Regions from separate parts of the Mus musculus genome. Here region 1 is linked to region 2. Evidence: chromatin loops called from intact Hi-C (ENCODE). Cell type or tissue: left cerebral cortex. All regions are shown on one strand. Each heading gives the region's core, and the rest is flanking DNA. Links, peaks and the distances in the headings are about the cores only. Region 1 overlaps Htr1f (5-hydroxytryptamine (serotonin) receptor 1F). Region 2 has its middle 6.6 kb from the start of Htr1f.

Region 1 (9,556 bases), core at 3,713-6,212, 160 kb before region 2:
GCGTTACAAAGCAGATTAGCTGCTGCCTATGGGGACAAGGGGGAAAAAGACTGTGAAAAGACATGAAAAAAATTTTAAATTCATGTGTCTTTTGATGCAGATTGTGGTTTCAACAGGCGACACAGCCATCAAAACCAAAGATTTTTTGCATTTTAGATCACTCTGCCCTATTCAATTTATTCCTTAATAAAATAGATGAAGCCCATTCTTCCTTAACACATACAAAGGCATCATGTTCTTAACTGAGACCAAGTAGAGGAACCACGACCCAGTAGAATCATCCAGAAGAATAAAGAATAAACAAGAACTAGTTTCAGAAAATCTTGAGAGACTGAAGATGTAAAAGCACTAGATGTAGTGTGGAATGGAATCTAAAACCAAACTTTCATTGCTTGCAGGAACATAATCCTTGTATAATTAAAAAAACAAAGTTTGTGTGACATGGAGAAAGGTGATACCTCAGTTTGCCACCAGATAGCTTTAATAACAGGCCTCAGAAGCAAGCTCCAGGCAGGATACCCAGCAGCTCAGATAGACGCCTACCCCAGGACAAACCTTTGCTATGCTGGTAAACTAATCTCAAGGTGGTATTCACGAGGCTACTAATCCAGCCCTAAGCTGTGAGCACCAGTAATGTACAGCTCATCCCAGTGAAACTATTCAGAAATCAGAACCGTGGGAATGGGCTCCGGAATCTCACAGTCATGCTCCCGAAACATGGCTTCTCTCGCCTCTGTGTTGATACCCATCAGCACGAGGACTTGAGGCTGTGCATGGCTCTGTTTCAGTGATTGTTGGATTTGAAGCACCGCTGTTGGTTTCACTGTCGCATTTCTCGGTGCTAGTCGATGGCCACTGCTGTTAAGGGCTTTCTGTACCTTCATCAGTGTCATCCTTCAAGCCTGTCACCGTTGAAGGACTTCACGGTGGACATGGATCAAGTTTCTGAAGCATTTTCATCAAGCCTCCTCAATGAGGATACACCTGTTAGCAGTGTTTGTGCCCAAACGACTGTTTTCTGCTTGGTAATGTGTCTGTTTAATTTTTATATTAGCATAGCATTATAAGGACTGTTTGCATGATAAACCGAGCATTTTTGAGAGACAAATCCTGTGGGCATCCTAGTTGCCCAGGGCCTTACTGCTCACAAGCCATGCTCCATGCAACTGCTTCAAAAATTTCACTCTTCTGTTAATGACGTAGGGTTGTACATTCCGTTTTCTCAGTATCTAAGTTCAAGCTTCTCTATGTATCTATATCAGAATTTAAAATGTTCTTTTAATACATCCCATTGGTTATTTTCTAATAGAATATCAATTGATTAAAACTAAACAAATGTTGTTGACACCCTACTGTGTGAGTTGACACCCTACTGTGGGAACGAAGAACATTTTCAGCTCCTCACCGCTTAGATTTCTCTTGCCCTGTGGTTCTGAATTTCTGCTTTCATATTATTGAGCTTGATAAGATTTTAACTCAGTTTCAAATTATTAATTTCACTAGACTAAGGTGATTTCATTTTTTATTTAATTATCTATCTACCCTATTCCTTCCTTCCTATCTATCTATCTATCTATCTATCTATCTATCTATCTATCTATCTATCTATCTATCTATCTATAGGTTTCTTTCCCTGTGTAGTCCTAGCTGTCCTAGAACTAGCTCTGTAGACCTGCTGCCCTCAAACTCAGAAATCTCCCTGTCTCTTACCCCAGTGTGTTGGCATTAAAGATGTGCATATCATGCTAGGCAAGAGTAGGTTGGTTTTAAAAGATGTAAATCAAACCAACAATTGTGGCTGTGAAAAAAATTTTTTTTTTTGCATTACAAACTGACAGTGCATGCATGAATTTTTCCTTCTTTTCTTTCTTTTTCCTTTTTATTTTCAGTTTTTCATCTTAAACTGGATTCCCTATATTTTGCTTACAAAATTTATTATATGGTAACTTTATGTTTTGGGACATATCTATCTAACCAAGTTCTTGTGTCTTAGTCATTTTGTTCCTGCAATGTAAAAAAACCTATGAATTACACATCCACTAGCTCCAGTTGGGAATATTTGTTCTTTAAGTTTTCTGTAAACTGTTACTATAGGCTTTCCAGTAACAGATTCTAAGGCTTGGTTATATGGTTTCTGAGAACCTGTATTTTCATATAAGTAACTGCTGATTTTGGTGGAAAGAATACTCAAGTAATAAGAAAATACATGTGAAAGGCATTTTTAGGTATAACTAGAGATATCCTCAGACGGTTAGCAAATTTTGAAGATGCTCAGGCCATGTACTTCAAATAAGTGCTTGGCAATAACCCAAGCACATTCTTCCATCGACTTGAAAACATTGATATATTCCTTATGTACCTAGTACAGTATAATACTACGGAATGGTTATTGCATTGCATCGTTTAGGTAATAAAGATAGAAAGAAAAGCCTATATATGGATGGTACGTATTTGATGATCTTTTTCTATGTGGCTGATTGATTCCATGGGTATGGGATGTCCAATTGTACAGCGCAAACACACACACACACACACACACACACACACACACACACACACACACACACACACACACAAGTCGTGTGTCCTAGTTTCTTTGCTGTCTGTGTGATAAAACATCCTGACCAACAGTAACATAGGGTAGAAAGAGTTTATTTCAGTTGACAATTCCAGGCTCTATGTAGAAACATCAAGGTGGCAGGAATCGGAGGGAACTGCTCACACCCACAGTTAAGCACAGAAGGAAACGGAATGCAGACTGTTTGCTTGTTCTCTGCTTGATTTCTCCACTCTTATACCATTCAGGACCCCATGCCTAGGAATGGTGACACTCACAGTGGGCTGTGTCTTCCCACACCAATTAACCTAATTAAGGCAGTCTTGAACAGGTGCACCCACAGGCTAACCTGTCGACAATCCTTCACTGAGACTCTCTTCCTGGGTATTGATTCTTGGTTGTGTATCATCTTGACAATTAAAACTACCAGATGGGCCGGGCGTGGTGGCGCATGCCTTTAATCCCAGCACTTGGGAGGCAGAGGCAGGCAGATTTCTGAGTTCGAGGCCAGCCTGGTCTACAAAGTGGACTCCAGGAGCCAGGTCTATACAGAGAAACCCTGTCTTGAAAAACCAAAAACCAAACCAAACCAAACCAAAAATAAAACAACAAAAAACACCCCAAACAACAACAACAACAACAACAAAACAAAACAAAACAAAAAAAACCTACCAGATGGTGCTTGACTCATTGGGATTGAGAAGAGATGTGGTGATTGTCCATTCTGTTTGCTTTATGTTGATTATAAGTTTCAAAAGCAATTCTTAGTAACTGGCTCTTTTCTGTGTCATGCTTTTTGTAAAAGCTGTTCATCAGAGAATGCATGAAAAATGCAAAAAATTTTGAAAGAAATTTTCCTTTGGAATTATTAGTAGAGCTGGAGAGATAGGTCAGTGACAAATGAAAATCTGCAGCACCCATTAACAATCTGGACACGGGTGAGTGTGTATAACTCCAGCATTGGGGTTGAAGGCAGGTTAACCCTGAGAACTTTGTGATCATGCTATCTAACTTAAATGGTGAGCTTCTGCTTTAGAAAGTCTCATCTCAAGGCAAGAAAGCAGAGAGCAATAGGGAAAGACATCCAATGTCCTATCCTGCTATTCATGTGAGTTCCCTTGAATATGCTCCTGAACATTCATGTTTATATGTGCATGCAGCCCCTGCATATAAACACTTGCACACACACACATTAACAAGTAAAATAAATAAAGTATGAGTCTGAGTGTCAAGAAAACTGTCATTTTAGAACATAAGCCCATGCTTCTGCCAGCCCATTGAACAGGATGACTCGAACTCTGTCATAGACGAATGTTGGAGGATCAGCTCAAGCAATACATCTTGATAGTAGAGTGCCTTAGCCAAGCACAAACTTCAAAATTTTGTTTTTCTTGATGTTATAAATAATATGACTTCGTCACTAGGCTGCCTGTCTTAGATAAAAGTTATCTGTGATGCTTGTAGTCTAAAATCAGGAGATCGTTGTGTGAATTAATTTCTCTTGCCTTTAATAGTAGTAGAGTAGGAATATAGACAAGATGTAGAATATAGATTTTTCCAGATCAGGGCTTCCCTGGTCAGGGGGGACTGAAAACAATGGAGGTGTATGAAGGTAAAACTTACCTGAGTGATTCTTAGGTCACTCTGGAAGAAAGTGAAACAAAGGCTTCTTGATGAAATGAAAACCAAGAGTAGGTTATTTATGAATGAAGAGATGAAGAGAGGAAGGGAAATATGGGTCAGAGGACCGGATGTTGGAATTAGGATTTCCAGTGGTTTGGATTGGATCAATATGAGATGTAAAATGTGTGGTGGGATTTGTGAGGGTTGATCTCAGGAAATCAAACAAGCACTGTCCCTCTTGGGTGCTATGAGGTTGGGATGGTTCATGTTTGGAAATCTATAGGAATTTGATCAAAAAAGAAAAAAATTCCACCTTAAAAAGTCTGTGACCCTTCACTAGGGTAGAACCTGCCACTGTTATTCTGCTCAAAGCTCATGCTATTAAATTGCCTTCTAAAAGTTTATCCTTATACCTGCAAACTTAAGCTACTCTCAGTCTTGGTTGGAGAAAGTTCCTTCACAGTGTGTAGCAGCCGATGAAAAGATGGATATCTCCTCCCAGGGCTGAGGACAAGAGAGAGTGCTTAGCCCTACACAGCATTTACATTGATACCTTGCACACAAAGCTGGGGTGCCTTGTGGGAGAATAAAAGGAAAGATTGTAAGAGTTGAGAGATGGTAAGAAATGCTATGAAATACTGTCTGCTGGATGTGACATGGCTATCACAGACATGAAGTTATAGTAACTGTAGTTTCCTACATAAGACCTGCACAAGGTGAAGCCAGTCACAAGTAGACAATAGATGAGAAGTTATTGGCAGTTATTGGAAGTTAAATAGCTGCAGTGAGAAAAAGAATCATTCTTTTCTTTTTTCCTTTTCTTTTTTTTTTTTTTTTTTTTTTTTTTTGAGAATTTGACCACTGGTAGGTTTCCTAAGCACCAGTGGATGGCCCTATACTCAACCATTTTTGGACAGTACTAAATGGACTTACTGAATTATTTTTTAAAAAGGCATAAATATTTCATGTTGGGGCATGTGTTTTTCATAGAGAGGCATGTTGGAGGGTTATAGGGAAAGTTGGAGTTGAGAAAGGGATTATATTTCATTGTGTATGTGTATGAAATTCTGAGATAAGGAAAAAATTTTATGACTACCAAACATAGTATCACTGTCTCAGACAGGTTTTCTATTTTGGCACAAAACATCATGACCAAGAAGCAAGTTGGGGAGGAAAGGGTTTCAGCTTACTCTTCCACATTTGCTGTTTTTCACCACAAGAAGTCAGGGCTGGAACTCAAGCAGGTCAGGAAGCAGGAGCTGATGCAGAGACCATGGAGGGATATTACAGTCTTGCTTCCCCTGGCTTGCTCAGCTTGCTTTCTTATAGAACCCAGGACTACCAGCACAGGGATAGCAACACCCACAATGGGCCCTCCAACCCTTGATCACTAATTGAGAAAATGCCTTACAGCTGGATCTCATGGAGGCATTTCCTCAAGGGAGGTTCCTTTCTCTGATAACTCCAGCTTGTGTCAAGTTGACACAAAAACCATCCAGTACAATCACAAATTGCAGTACTGTGATCTTTAGGAAAGGTGAATCAGGTAGTATGTATGGGTTTCAAGGAAGGAGGTTTGAAGTCACAGTGTGAAAATAAAGTCTCGATGTGGACAAAGGAAACAAGGAGAATGTTCTCTGGTGTTCCAGGCTGCGTGAGTCACAGAAGACAGATGCCCATAGCTTTCATGGGCCTCTATAACCTGTCTTGAGACTTTTTCCCCTTTCCAGTTTCAGTTTGTTCCCTAAGAATCTGTAATGGCCTTGAAGGAACCTGGCAGTCCTTCAGAGATCAGATCTTCCTGAAGGAGTCCTTTCCTGAAGCCTGGAATTATATCCCCAAATGACCTTCTTTTCTCAAAAACGGAGACTCATCGTTTGAAGCTGCTTTTAGAAACTGATTGAGCTGTCAGAGGTAGAGGCACTTAAGTGATGAATCATCCCGTAAGTAATTAGAATGGAATTATTTGTAGGGCAGTGTTAATAATGGCCCTATAAAAGATATTTAGTCTCTGTGTGGTGTGATCAATTGCGTGTGCGTGTGGTGTGTGTGTGTATACCCTCAAAAGGTTCTTTTGTTGTTTTTTATTTTGTCTCCGAAGAACAAATATATTCAAACACATTCTATTAAGCTGCAAATCTGACTTGAAAATTCTCTTAGAAAATTGCTGTTTTCTGAACCTAAGCTTTGTGGAGATAGAAAGTCTTGAAGCCTAAAAGAAAATATGTTATCTTTTACAGATCTTAGTAAATTTACTCAGTGTCAAGTTTGAGAGTTTAACAGCACCGAAAGGGTTGATATTGTGGTTGACTTAGTAATTATTCAAACAAAGTCTGAAGTCTGACTATTGGTATTGCTACTGACAAGCACATACAACATTAAAAATTAAAATATCTCTGTAGTAGTACTCAAATAGTAATATGAAAAGAATAATATATTAAAAAATACTGGCATCCAAGGGAATGAAATACAACTTCTTTAATTTCACGCCTTTCGTGGGTATTCCAATTTATGCATAAATACATGTAATGAATAAGTAATTTGGACAAGACACAAATTCTAAGGTTACAATGCAATATCCTGGATCATCTTTATTTTAGTGACAACTTCCTTAGTAAGGAAGGGTCAAACTACTTTTGGGCTGTTCAATTTCATTTGGATTACAGCAAGTCTTTTTTTTTTTTTTTTTTTTGGTTTTTCGAGACAGGGTTTCTCTGTATAGCCCTCACTTTGTAGACCAAGCTGGCCTCGAACTCAGAAATTTGCCTGCCTCTGCCTCCCGAGTGCTGGGATTAAAGGCATGCACCACCACGCCGGGCCTTCCAGCAAGTCTTACAACCATCAACCATACAATTCTGAAAACTGGAGGCAGAGATGCTAAAAATGAGTGAACTAGTGAAACTGGTCCCACAAAAACTTAACATTGGAAGTTGGAACCTTTAAAATGGAAGGTCAGAGCTGGAGAGATGGTTCAGTGGCCAAGAGCACTTGCCTCCCTTTCAAAGGACCTGGATTTGATTCCCAGCATTCACAAGGCAGCTAACAACCATCCGTAACTCCAGTTCCCAGGGATCCTCTTTTGGCCTCTGAAGGCACTAAGCATGTGGTAGTACACAGGCATACATTCAGGCAAAATACCAATATATATAAAATAAAAGGAAGTGCGTATATGAAGTAGTTTTTTTTTTTTAAAAGCAGAGTATCACCAAGATTTACTCCCTCTCATTACTCTAGGATGATTAGATAAACTTCAATGTTTTATTTATTTTTTTAATTTGAAATTTCCCCTAATTTCAAAAGGTTTATTTTATCACAGGCAGAATACCTGCCTGCATGCACCTGGAACACCACATGTGTGTCCAGTGACCATGGAGGTTAGAAGAGCGTTTTGGACTTCCTGGAACTAGAGTCAGATATGGTTGTAAGCCATTGCGTCAGGCTACAAACACAACAAGGGCCCCTAACAGCTAATCTCTGTCTTCAGCTCTGCAGAGTGTGATTTTTTTCCAGGGAAATAAAGATCGACAAATAATCGTGATATTGGGTAGAAATTTTCATTTTGACAAAACCTTACATCTGTATGACTTAGTAAAAATTTACGAATAGGAGAGATGGCTATTTACAAAAGCTTCTGAGATGGCTCAGCAGAAGAAGACATTGGCTGTCCAGACCTAGTGATCTGAGTGTACGTTCTGGGACTCAGATATGAAAGGAGAGAACCAACTGTGTAGTGCTGTTACCTGACTGCTGTGTTGCCCTCTGTGGTATGCACATCCACACAGATAGCACGCACGTGCACACACACACGCACACGCACACGCACACACACACAGGTAAATAAGTAAACAAATATAATTCCGTCAAACTATCACATTTGATTTTGACATTCTCAAACCTCAACCCTAAGCCAAATTTCATTTGTTATTTGTTCTACATCAGTTTTATTATGTGCGGATTTATTGGAGGCAGGCATATTATTAATCAAGTGCAATAGTACCTATACTTATTGATAACATAATAATGATGCTAATACAAATTTACGTGAGATGTTTTTGAACAGTTACACGATGCCAAGGTTTAATTTTCATGTACATTAGCTTAATCGATCTTTTTCAAAATTCTAGGTCATAGTATGATGATTAATCTTCATTGTCAACTGGATTTGGAAGCTCTGTGGAGACATACCTTTGGGCTTGTGTGTGGGGACATTCCCAGAAAGATTTAATTAAGGAAGGTAGACTCATGCTTGTTGTGATCAGCACTATCCCACAGACTGGGCCTGAACTGAACAGAGGAACAAAGGAGAGAGTAAGTTGTGTGCCAGCATTTACCTCTTTGGCTTTCTGCCTGAAGATGTGACGGGACGCTGGCTCACGCTCCTGTTACAATGTCTGCCTGCCATGATGGGTCCGTCTCCTCACAGCATGTGTCAAACAAGCCCTTCTTTCATTAAGCTGCTTTTACCAGTTTTCTCACAGCAAAGGGAAAGTAATATAGTGTGTAGATGATATTTGCTTGTGTTAGACAAACATGAACATCTTTTAGTAGGAGTTAGCAAGTGTTGGCTTTCCTAGCTTCAACATTTAATTAAAAAAAAAATCAAACAAAATTATACTTGTTTATTTATTTTGCATATGCATGGGCATTAGAGCACCACAGTGCCCAATGGGGTAGAGATCCAGGATAACTTTTGAGAGCTGCTTCCCTTTTTCTACCATGTGTGTTCTGGAGATCAAACTAAAGTTGTCAGGCTTGGTGTAAAGTCTCCTGGTCCAAGGGGCTATTCTATCAACACCCAAAGTTAAGGTAAACAATTTAAAATTATTTTATGTATACACTCATGTACATGAGTGATGATATACATTTTTTTCTCTGCATGTATATCTGTGTACTATGCGCATGCCAGATATACTCAGGCCAGAAGAGGGCACCGAATTGTCTGGGATTCGAGTTACAGACAGTTGTGAGTTACCTTGTGGGTGCTTGAAATCGAACCCGAGTTCTCTGAGAAGAGCAGCCTGTGCTTGTAACCAGTGAGTCATTTAACCCCTTAAATTCAGTTTTTAAATGCTATGCTCTAATGTCTTTGTTAAAAATAATGCTTATTCTTTTCACAATATGGTTAGGCTAACACCAATATTTCTTGTTCTAAATATTATTTCATACAATAACATCTGAAAATTTGCATACTATTATGTTATCTCAGATTATGCACTCAAACTATCCTCCCCTTCCCATTATTTTAAAGACAATTTGAGAGTAAAATGTCTTCATTTATATTGGTCCTTCCTGCAACTAAAATTTCAGATTCATCTCAATAAATGACCTGGAGACAACATGATGACATTTGCATCACATAAATGCAGAGGTAACTGT
Region 2 (9,556 bases), core at 3,849-6,348:
CAGTAGGACCTTGCGCCCTAGAGGGATCCCATTGTTATTCAGTGCACAGATACTTAAGCTAGCAGTGAGGACAGCATCCTAGCCCTCAGCAAGTTTTCTCTGGGTGAATGGAAGATGATGTAGAAGGAGTACCTTAGATTGCTTCAAAAGATACTGAATAACACTGGAGAGGCCTGGGTCTCCATGAGAATCTCATCAGAATCAGGTCTGAAGTTCAAGAGTGGTTCAAGGACTACAAACAAGTTCTTTTTATAAGTTCTCTTCTTTCCTTTTTTTAATAGATGCTTTTATTAGTGTATATTAATTCTATAAAATATGCATTTTATTATATGTTTCATACATGCCTTTAAAATGCTCTGATTGTGTGCATGTCCACCATTACCTTCTACCTTGTCTGTCCTGCCCTCTCACGAAGCCCCTTTCTTTTCCAAGTCATGTCCTTTCTACATTCCATCTGTCTAATTTACAGAGCAAATACGTGATGTTGGTCTTTCTGAGTCTTCTTTGTTTCATGTAACATGATGACCTTCCTGCCACCACCTCTGGAAGCAAGTTTTTTTTGAAGGTTGATGTAAGAAGTCAAAGACTAACAAGGTATCTCAGTGGCAGAATGCAAGGACCTAGATTCTGTATCTACCTCTAGAAGAAAACAAGAACCAAAGTCCCACAAGTACAACTTGCAGGGTATGCAGATTCATGTCCACAAGCCTAGCACTCGGGAGTTGATGGTAAATGGTAGATAAGTTTGAAGCAAACCTAAGCGACCCAGTAAGACTGTTGTATCAAACTCCTACAGAAATTTTCACTAGTCATTTATTTTTAATCTTGAACATGCGTAGCAAGGGTCATATATCTTTTTGAGCAACACGCTACTTTTTGATCTTTGCCAGAGGGAGAGTTTTAACCAAGGTCAAATGCACTATTTCGGTAATATTGATCTCAATTTAAAGCTAAGTTTAAGCTCTGTCATTCCTTTCAATTAAGCTGACTGCAACCGTGAGATAATTGTAAAACCCTGCACAATTAGCACAGACAGGGCAGGTATGAGTGATGGAACCTTTTCAGAAATGGGTAATATCTTCCTGAGTTGTATGTGCCTAAGTGCAGAAAAATTCACCTGACTTCTGCCTCTCCTAAGTTAAAATAAATGGACTAATTCCGCAATATCACAAGATCGATTTCTGGAAGTTTATTGTAAATGCCATTTTCTGTTTTGGGAAAAGCAGAGTGAAATGAAAACTCATCATGAACATAAAAGCAATCGATAAAAATATCTTCCCCAACTTTATGACAAAAACAGTTTGTATGATGGTTTTATGCCATTAAATCCATTGGGTGGTTACTTTCTTCTTCTCCTTCTCCTTCTCCTTCTCCTTCTCCTTCTCCTTCTCCTTCTCCTTCTCCTTCTCCTTCTCCTTCTCCTTCTCCTTCTCCTTCCTTCTCCTTCTCCTTCTCCTCCTTCTCCTTTTCTCCTTCTCCTTCTCCTTCTCCTTCTCCTTCTCCTTCTCCTTCTCCTTCTCCTTCTCCTTCTCCTTCTCCTTCTTCTTCTCCTCCTTCTTCTTCTTTTTGTAGAAGAAAGCTGTCTCAATTATGGTTTTACTGCTGTGAAGAGACACCATGATCAACAGGACTCTTTTTATTTGTTTGTTTGTTTAGTTTTAGTTTTTTGTTTGTGTTTTGTTTTGTTTTGTTTTGTTTTGAGATAGGGTTTCTCTGTGTAGCCCTGGTTGTCCTGGAACTCACTTTGTAGAACAGGCTGGCCTCGAACTCAGAAATTTGCCTGCCTCTGCCTCTCGAGTGCTGGGATTAAAGGTGTGCGCCACCACGCCCTGTTATCAACAGAACTCTTACAAAGGAAAACATTTAATTGGAGCTGGCTTACAGTTTCAGAGGTTCAGTCCATTATCATCATGGCGGGAAGAATAGCAGAGTGCAGGCACACATTATGCTGGTGGAGCCAAGAGTTCTACATCTTGATCTGAAGGCAACCAGGAGGACTCTGTCCTCCTCAGGCAGCCAGAAGGAGGCTTTCTTCCATATTGTGGGGAGCCAAAGCATAAGAGGAGGAGACCTCAAAGCCTCACCCCCATGGTTACGTACTTCCTCCAATGAGGCCACACTTCCCAATAGTGCCATTCCCCATGGGCCAAGCATTCATACACATGAATATGTGAGTCACACCTATTCAAACCATGGCAAAGTAAAAGACAAACCTGTGAGACTTCGGAACACAGCTAAATAAACAATTCTATAATATAGGGAAGACTAGATTGGACATAATCCTTACAGTAAGATGTTCTCAGATATTAAAAAAAAATCCAAGGCTGCTCCTCAGAGTATTATGTGTAAACAACTTACCCAAAACTTCAGATTCACGAGCTGGCTTGGCTCTCAGTATAAATCCCTACAATGCCCATGGCAGATAAAATCATGCCTTCTACTAGACATAAACAATGTGATGCAATGGAAAGACGATGGGGATGATGCTCTCATATCCCACAGTGGTCAGTAAAGCCATGGGAGCTCACTTCTGATTCTAAGCAGACCAGTAGAGAACAAAGCCAACAGAGGCATCAGCTCAGTTTCCTACCTGTTGTCACAGATCTATCTCAACTTTCTTCTACAACCATTTTTTATTATTTACATGTTATTAGTTCTTTGAGAATTTCATACAATGTATTTTGATCATAGTTATTTCACTCTTTCCTAGTGTACACTGGTCATCCCTACCCACCCAACCTTTGTGTCATTCTTGCTCATTAAGACTAGTTTGTGGTGCTCAAATATTCTTGGATGTGTAATTTTCCACTGGAGCACAGTTGATTTGCCAGCAGCTACATTCTTAGAACAGTTGCTGTTTCTCCTAGTAGCTAACGATTACAAATAGGTAGGATTCCATGCTCAAATCCCATCTTCATGTTGGGATTTGGTCTGGCTTGGGCTTGCACCGATTTTGTTCATATTGTCAAAACCACTGTGAGTCCACATGTGAAGCTGTGTTGCTTTGTCCAGAAGATCTCCTTTCCTTATAGGCATCTACCACCCCTTGCTTTTAAACCTTTACTGCTTTCTCTTCTGCAATGATCTCTGAGTGATGGACAGAAGAATTGTGGAGCATATGTTTCCTTTAGTATTGAGCATTCTGCAGTTTCTTATTTTCTTATTATTATTTCTTATTTTCTGCACACTGTCTAGGAATGAATCTCTGTTTTAATTATCATTGACTGCAAACAGAAGCATTTCAGGTGAGGGTTGAGCAATACATTGATTTATAGGTATAACAATAAGTCCTGAGGAATTGGCTTAATACCATATATATTTAGCAAAATAATAGCAGTAGTTTCTCCTTTAGGGCCTGTGGCTTGTATAGCTATATTCCTTGGCCTGATAATGGTGCTAGATGTAGGTTTCATTTTGTGGTATGGCATGAAAATCCAATGAGAAAATGTCTGGTTATTCCCATGTTTCTGTCACTATAGCATCAGTGGGCATGTGTTTCCAGGCTAGTCACTACTGTAGCTTTCAAGGTTTACAGTTGAGTATAATTGACAATTCCATTTCTCCTCTGGGAGTGTGCACAGATACCACCTTATGGCACTATGAAAAGGAGCCAGTGTGGATGGAGCTTCCAGGAGAACACCAACTTGATTTCCCCATGGTGGCTCAGGCATGGGGTATCCTCAGGTCAGGTTTGGAGAGAGGGTATAACCAAAGGCAACAGCAATAGCCATGTTTAGCAGCCTATGGAGTCTCACTGGGGTAATAACTCCAAAAGAAGTAATCTGTTCTTGGCACTGGGATTTTTTGCTAGTTGGCATCTGATGTCTAATAGGGGCCTTGTGGCTTTGTTATAGTGTAAATCTGTTTTAACTCTTCATGTGTGTGTGTGTATAAATATGTGTTGTGTGTCTGTGTGTGTATGTGCCTCTCTCTCTCTCTCTCTCTCTCTCTCTCTCTCTCTCTCTCTCTCTCTCTTTTAGGGAGGCTTTTTTTTTACAGGTTCCCATATGACCGTACTGTCTTTAGTGTTATTTATCCCTCCTCATACTGGTACTTCAGGCTTACTTATAAACCACTTTACCCATTGAGCTATCTTTTTTACCCATAAACCTAGGCTGTTTCCATTCCCTGGCTATTGAATGCAGCAATGGGCATAGATGAGCAGGCATCTCAAGTAGAGTATGGAATCCTTTAGATATACTCAAGAGTCATGAAGCTGGATCATATGGCAGATCCAGTTTTAGTTTCTTTGAGAAACCTTCACAAGGATGTCTATAATGGCTGAACTAATTTTCACTTCCACTAGCAGAGAATAAGCGTTCTCCTTTCCCCACATGTACACCAGCATTTGCTGCTCTTCTTTCTTCTCCTTCTCCCCCCTCCTCTTCCTCTTTCTCCTCCTCTTCCTCCTCTTCCTCCTCTCCCTCCTCCTCCTCCTCCTCCTCCTCCTCCTCCTCCTCCTCCTCCTCCTCCTCCTCCCCTTCCTCTCCCCCATTGTGGCATCAGAAAAGTTTAACATGTAATGAGGTATCTTTGAGGCCACCAACTTTATTTTTATTAGAATCATCACAAAAAGCAACTTTGAAACTGAAAGTGTTTCTGTCCAGTAGCACTCTGGATCTAATGCATCTGCACCAGCAGGTACTTGGTCAATTAGAGTATGATGAGAAATAAAAATGATAAGTAATAAAAAGTGTGTACCTTCCATGAACAGATTCTTTATCCTTCTTGACCTCCTAGTAAGCTCCTGTTTCCACCCTGATGTCAGATCAGGCCAATAAACGCAAAATTGATTTTACCAGTCAAGGTAAATGAGACACTGGGTGCTGACTCACTGCCAGCTCATAGTAACATATGTAGTTAAATAGGCTTGAGTGCACTGAGTGTTTAGTCATGGAATTTTACTAGAATGAAAAGAGGTATAAAATGAGATTCTGAATAGCACAAATTTGTTTAGTATTTAAGAGACTAATATATGTCCTTGATTGAAAATAACCTGTGGTTATTTAAAAAAAATAGTGTTTATTATATTTTCTTATAGATGCTGCTCATGAATGTGAAATGAGACAAATTAACAACTTTATAAAGCTGTTGATGTATTGCTATTGCTTAATTAAGTGAAAATTTGAACATGTTTAATGAAACTTGCTCAAATATCCATTCTAATTCCTCCTCCTCCTCCTCCTCCTCCTCGTCCTTTTCTGCCTCTTCCTTCTCCTCTGTGATGGTTTTGTATATGCTGGGCCCAGGGAGGTGACCTTGTTGGAATAAGTGTGTCACTGTGGGTGTGGGCTTTAAGACACTCACCCTAGCTGCCTGGAAGCCAGTCTTTCATAAGCAGCCTTCAGATGAAGATGTTGAACCCTCAGCTCCCCCTGCACCATGCCTGCCTGGATGCTGCCATGCTCCTGTCTTGATAATGGACTGACCCTCTGAACCTGTAAGTCAGCCCCAGTTAAATGTCCGTATAGGAGTTGTCTTGGTCATGGTGTCTGTTCACAGAAATAAAACCCTAAGTCAGAAGTTGGTACCAGGGACTGAGGTATTGCTGTAATAGGTCTGACTATGCTTTTGTTTGGAAGAATATGGATTTGGGGATTTTGTATTTGGAAAGCGGTGGAATGCTTTAAATGGGGTTCAAGGGGCCATCCTAGTAGGAATATGGAAGATTTTGTTGTTGAGAATGATTTGAATTGTGCAGGCCTGGCCAAGAGGTTTCAGTGAAGAATTTCAATATGTGGCCATTTTTGTGGTATTTTGGTGAAGAACATGGTAACTTTTTGCCCTCATCTGAAGAGTCTACCTGAAACTTAGGTGAAGAGACTCAGATTAATTTCATTGACAAAGGAAGTCTGAGAAATGCCCAATATAGACTTTGTTCTCTGGTTATAGCTCATGAAGGGCAGTTTAAACAAGTGTAGCAAGCTGAGAAAGGAAAAGTATAAAATATATGGTTGGAGTATTAAAGGGGCATCAGGAAGTGAAAGGGAACTGAATCCTATGTTCTAGAAAATAGCAGATTAAGGGAGTGGGACTTTGGGGCAACATCCCACCCAGCTAAGTTTAGATCCAGTCAAAGTGGTACACACACCTTTAATCTCAGGAGACAGGAATATATATCTCTGAGTTCAAGGTCAACCTACAGAGCAAGACCCAGGAGCTTAGGCAGTGAAAGAGTTGGGAAACAGAAAACTAGTGATAATGTAATAGAACAAGGGGACCATGTTCCAGCTCCTGCAAGCAGCAGTACTCAGCAGCTTCAACCATGTGGCTCTGGCTTTATAGGCAAGTGGAGAAGGAGCCTACTGGGATAATTGATGCTGGTTAGCTGGAGTTAAAAAACTAGCAGCGATTAAGAAGAGAGCAGCATCACTGAGGTGAAATCTTCTGGAAACTGTTTCCTGAGAGCACAAAGAAGCTGTGTTCCAAAGATAGCCAAGGTTGTACCTCTTGTTGCAGCTGTACTTGGCAATGCGTAAGAGTCACCCAGGTGGTACTGGTTTTGAGGGCATGCAGGGGTCATGAAAAGCAATAGAGGCTTGGAACTATGAGAGGCCATGGAAGGCCATTGGTGAAAATGCAGCCTCAATTGACAGCCCAGTACTGAAGAGGTTTTGCAAAGGATTTGAGGCTTGGCATCATAAAGAGAGCTTATGAGAGACTATCTGTGAAGCCTAGTTGCATCAGAAGACCCCAGTGTATTAGAGATGCCAGTACCACAGAATGACCACCAAGAAGAGAAGCAGCAGTGGAGTGGAGTCAGCCAGAGCCTAGAGTGCTACAAGAGGGCAGAGTTGGAGAAGTGACCCAAGCCCTTTGGAAGGGGTCCAGAAGATCATGTGTGGATCTCAGACATTGAAACAAGAAGCTGTAACATTGAAGTTGCCTTGGAGGACACAGGATGTTTGAGATGCAGAGCCTTGAGGTATCTGCTGAGGAATGCTGCTAACAGGGAGTGGGACCAGCGGAGGAGGAAGAACTTTGTTGCAATCAAAAAAGATGAGAAAGGAGGTGGAGATCTGAAGACTGCTTTGCCATCAGACATGGAGATGCAAACTTTGGAATTTGCCAAGCTGGTTCCTATTTTGCTTTGGGGATTACAGTTAAGTGATTGGATAAATCTCAGAAGAGACCTTGAACTTCAAACTTTTACCACTGTTGAGACTGTTATAGACTATGAGAGCTTTGGATGTTGGAATAAATGTATTTTACATTATACTATGTATAGGTATGGCCCCCATAGACTCACATGTTTGAACAAGCCTTTGGGGCCCAGGGAGGGGAATGTGATGGTTTTGTATATGCTTGGCCCAGGGAGTGGAACTACTAGGATGTGTAACCTTGTTGGAACAGGTGTGTGTCACTGTGGGTGTGGGCTTAAGATCCTCACCCTACCTGCCTGGAAGCCAGTCTTCCATTAGCAGCCTTCAGATGAAGATGTTGAACCCTCAGCTCCCCCTGAACCATGCCTGCCTGGATGCTGCCATGCTCCTGTCTTGATGATAATGGACTTACCCCCTGAACCTGTAAGCCAACCCAAATTAAATGTTGTTCTTATAGGAGTTGTGTTGATCATGGTGTCTGTTCACAGCAGTAAAACCCTAAGACATACTCCTCCTCCTCCTCTTTTTTTCCTCCTCCTCTTTCCCCTCCTCCTTGTCCTCTTTGTTGTTATCCTCCTCCATCTTTTTATTTTATTTTATTTTACATTTATTTATTTTTTTATTTATTAAATTTTTTTTAGAGACAGGGTTTCCTTGTGTAGCTCTGGCTGTCCTGGAACTCACTTTGTAGACCAGGCTAGCCTTGAACTCAGAAATCTGCCTGCCTCTGCATCTAGAGTGCTGGGATTAAAGGTGTGCACCACCAAGCCTGGCTTCCTCCATCTTTTAAAAACAGACTTAATTTACTTTATGTCTTGTGTAAAAACCCTTATGTAGTAGCTACTACTGGATCCTGGGTCCTCTGAACAGAGACTCTGCTGTGGATTTCCCTATGATAATGAGTGGATTTCTGATAAGAAGACTTGGTTATATACAGTCTCCTTCCAGAGGTCAGGGTCGGGTAGTCATAGGAGTTGGAGATTGCTCAATGGTGACCTTGGCAAAATTATCCAGGTTGTAGCCCCTCGCTGCTTGTAGCAGTCATTAAGTTTTAACCTCTGTCTTAGAGTTTTATTGTTGTGAAGAGACACCATGATTATGGCAACTCATGCAAGGAAACATTTAAGTGGGGCTGGCTTACAGTTTCAGAGATTTAGTTCACTATCATCATGGAGGCAAACATGGAGGTGTGCAGGAAGACATGGTGCTGGAGAGAAACCTGAGAGTTCTTCCAGATCCATAGGCAGCAAAGAGAGACTGTTCCACACTGAGCATAGTTTGAGCATATAAAATCTCAAAGCTAGTTTCAACAGTGACACACTTCTTCCAACAAGACCCCACCTCCTAATAGTGTCACCCCTTATGGCCAAGCATTCAAAGTAGTCTATGAGGGCCATTCCTATTCAAACCACCCATTCACTTAAAGTACATTTCCCGTAACAGCCCCAGATTGAAAACAGAGTTCACTGCAACTGTAGGTTACCAGGAACTAACTTTAGTGATACAACTAGAGTCCTACTATCAATGCTTGATGCATTGAAATGGGATATATATATATAATTTCTCCATAGTTTTAATTGCAGTTTTTCTCTCTTGCTTAACAAAGTGTACATGTGCACATTCACTTGTATTAGTGACTTCTTTTTAAAGATCTTGATGTTGCTTTGGGAGCTAGACTCTTCTAGACATTTAACCTTTTCTTAAATAATACTCAGATTATATCTATTACATTACTTTGTGATTTACCATATCACCGTAATTAGGTCCTGTGTCGGGAGGGGACAGTGCATTCACTGCTTTTCCTATAGACTCTGAGCTGCTTTAAGAAATGATTTTATTTACCATTAGTAATTGCCTAATTATGATGTGAAATAGTTGTTGAGATACATGCATAAGTAAATATACATATATTTAAATTGCAAAGTCAATAAAATCCATCGTCTACTAGTCTTCAAAAATGATACTTATCTCATGTTAGAAGTTGTTTACCATCTCTGGTATCATTAAGTGGTACTGTGTGAAATAGCCTTTCTTCTCATTATCCCCCACTGAGACTTTGTGCTTTACATTTTAAAGATGTCTGCTGTTCCTTGTTGCCCACTGGTCTCCAGAATAGGGGAGAGAAGCCCAGTTTTTTTTTTTCTTCCTACAAATGTACTTGGTTGAAACATTACTCCACCATGTGGGTATTCTGTGGAGAGAAAGAACATCCATTCTGGGGCTGTTCAATTAATGAACTAACTACAGAAAAGTTTTTTTATTTTATTTATTTATTTTTTTTTCAGTTTCTTTCCTGAAAGCCTTCTGTGAATAGTGGGGGGGGGGGGGGGAGGTAAGGAAGCTGCAGGTGCGAGTCTTCATTATTATGTAGATTTGTAAAGTATAATACTATTATTTTGGAGTTGCTCCTGAAAGTTCTACTGGAGTAAGGATAGGGAAATTATTCCCTGTCT

The links. A loop is a pair of places that touch in the nucleus more often than their neighbours do. Peaks named below come from ENCODE experiments on the same cell type or tissue, not always from the same donor. Only the 100,000 strongest peaks of a DNase experiment are listed, where the experiment ranks them.
Region 1: it touches region 2 in a loop (6-fold over the local background); 3 of 42 quality-filtered maps call a loop at or near these places.

Annotation. Positions count from the first base shown.
Region 1 is chr16:64,952,079-64,961,634 of GRCm38, forward strand. The region is part of intron 2 of Htr1f (5-hydroxytryptamine (serotonin) receptor 1F); the gene reads right to left. Among named protein-coding and RNA genes, the nearest start is that of Gm33971, 83 kb to the left of the region's middle. In left cerebral cortex, for the core only: no CTCF peak of the experiment used is centred there; no DNase peak of the experiment used is centred there.
Region 2 is chr16:65,107,601-65,117,156 of GRCm38, forward strand. No RefSeq gene overlaps it. Among named protein-coding and RNA genes, the nearest start is that of Htr1f, 6.6 kb to the left of the region's middle. In left cerebral cortex, for the core only: no CTCF peak of the experiment used is centred there; a DNase peak (open chromatin) is centred at 4,805.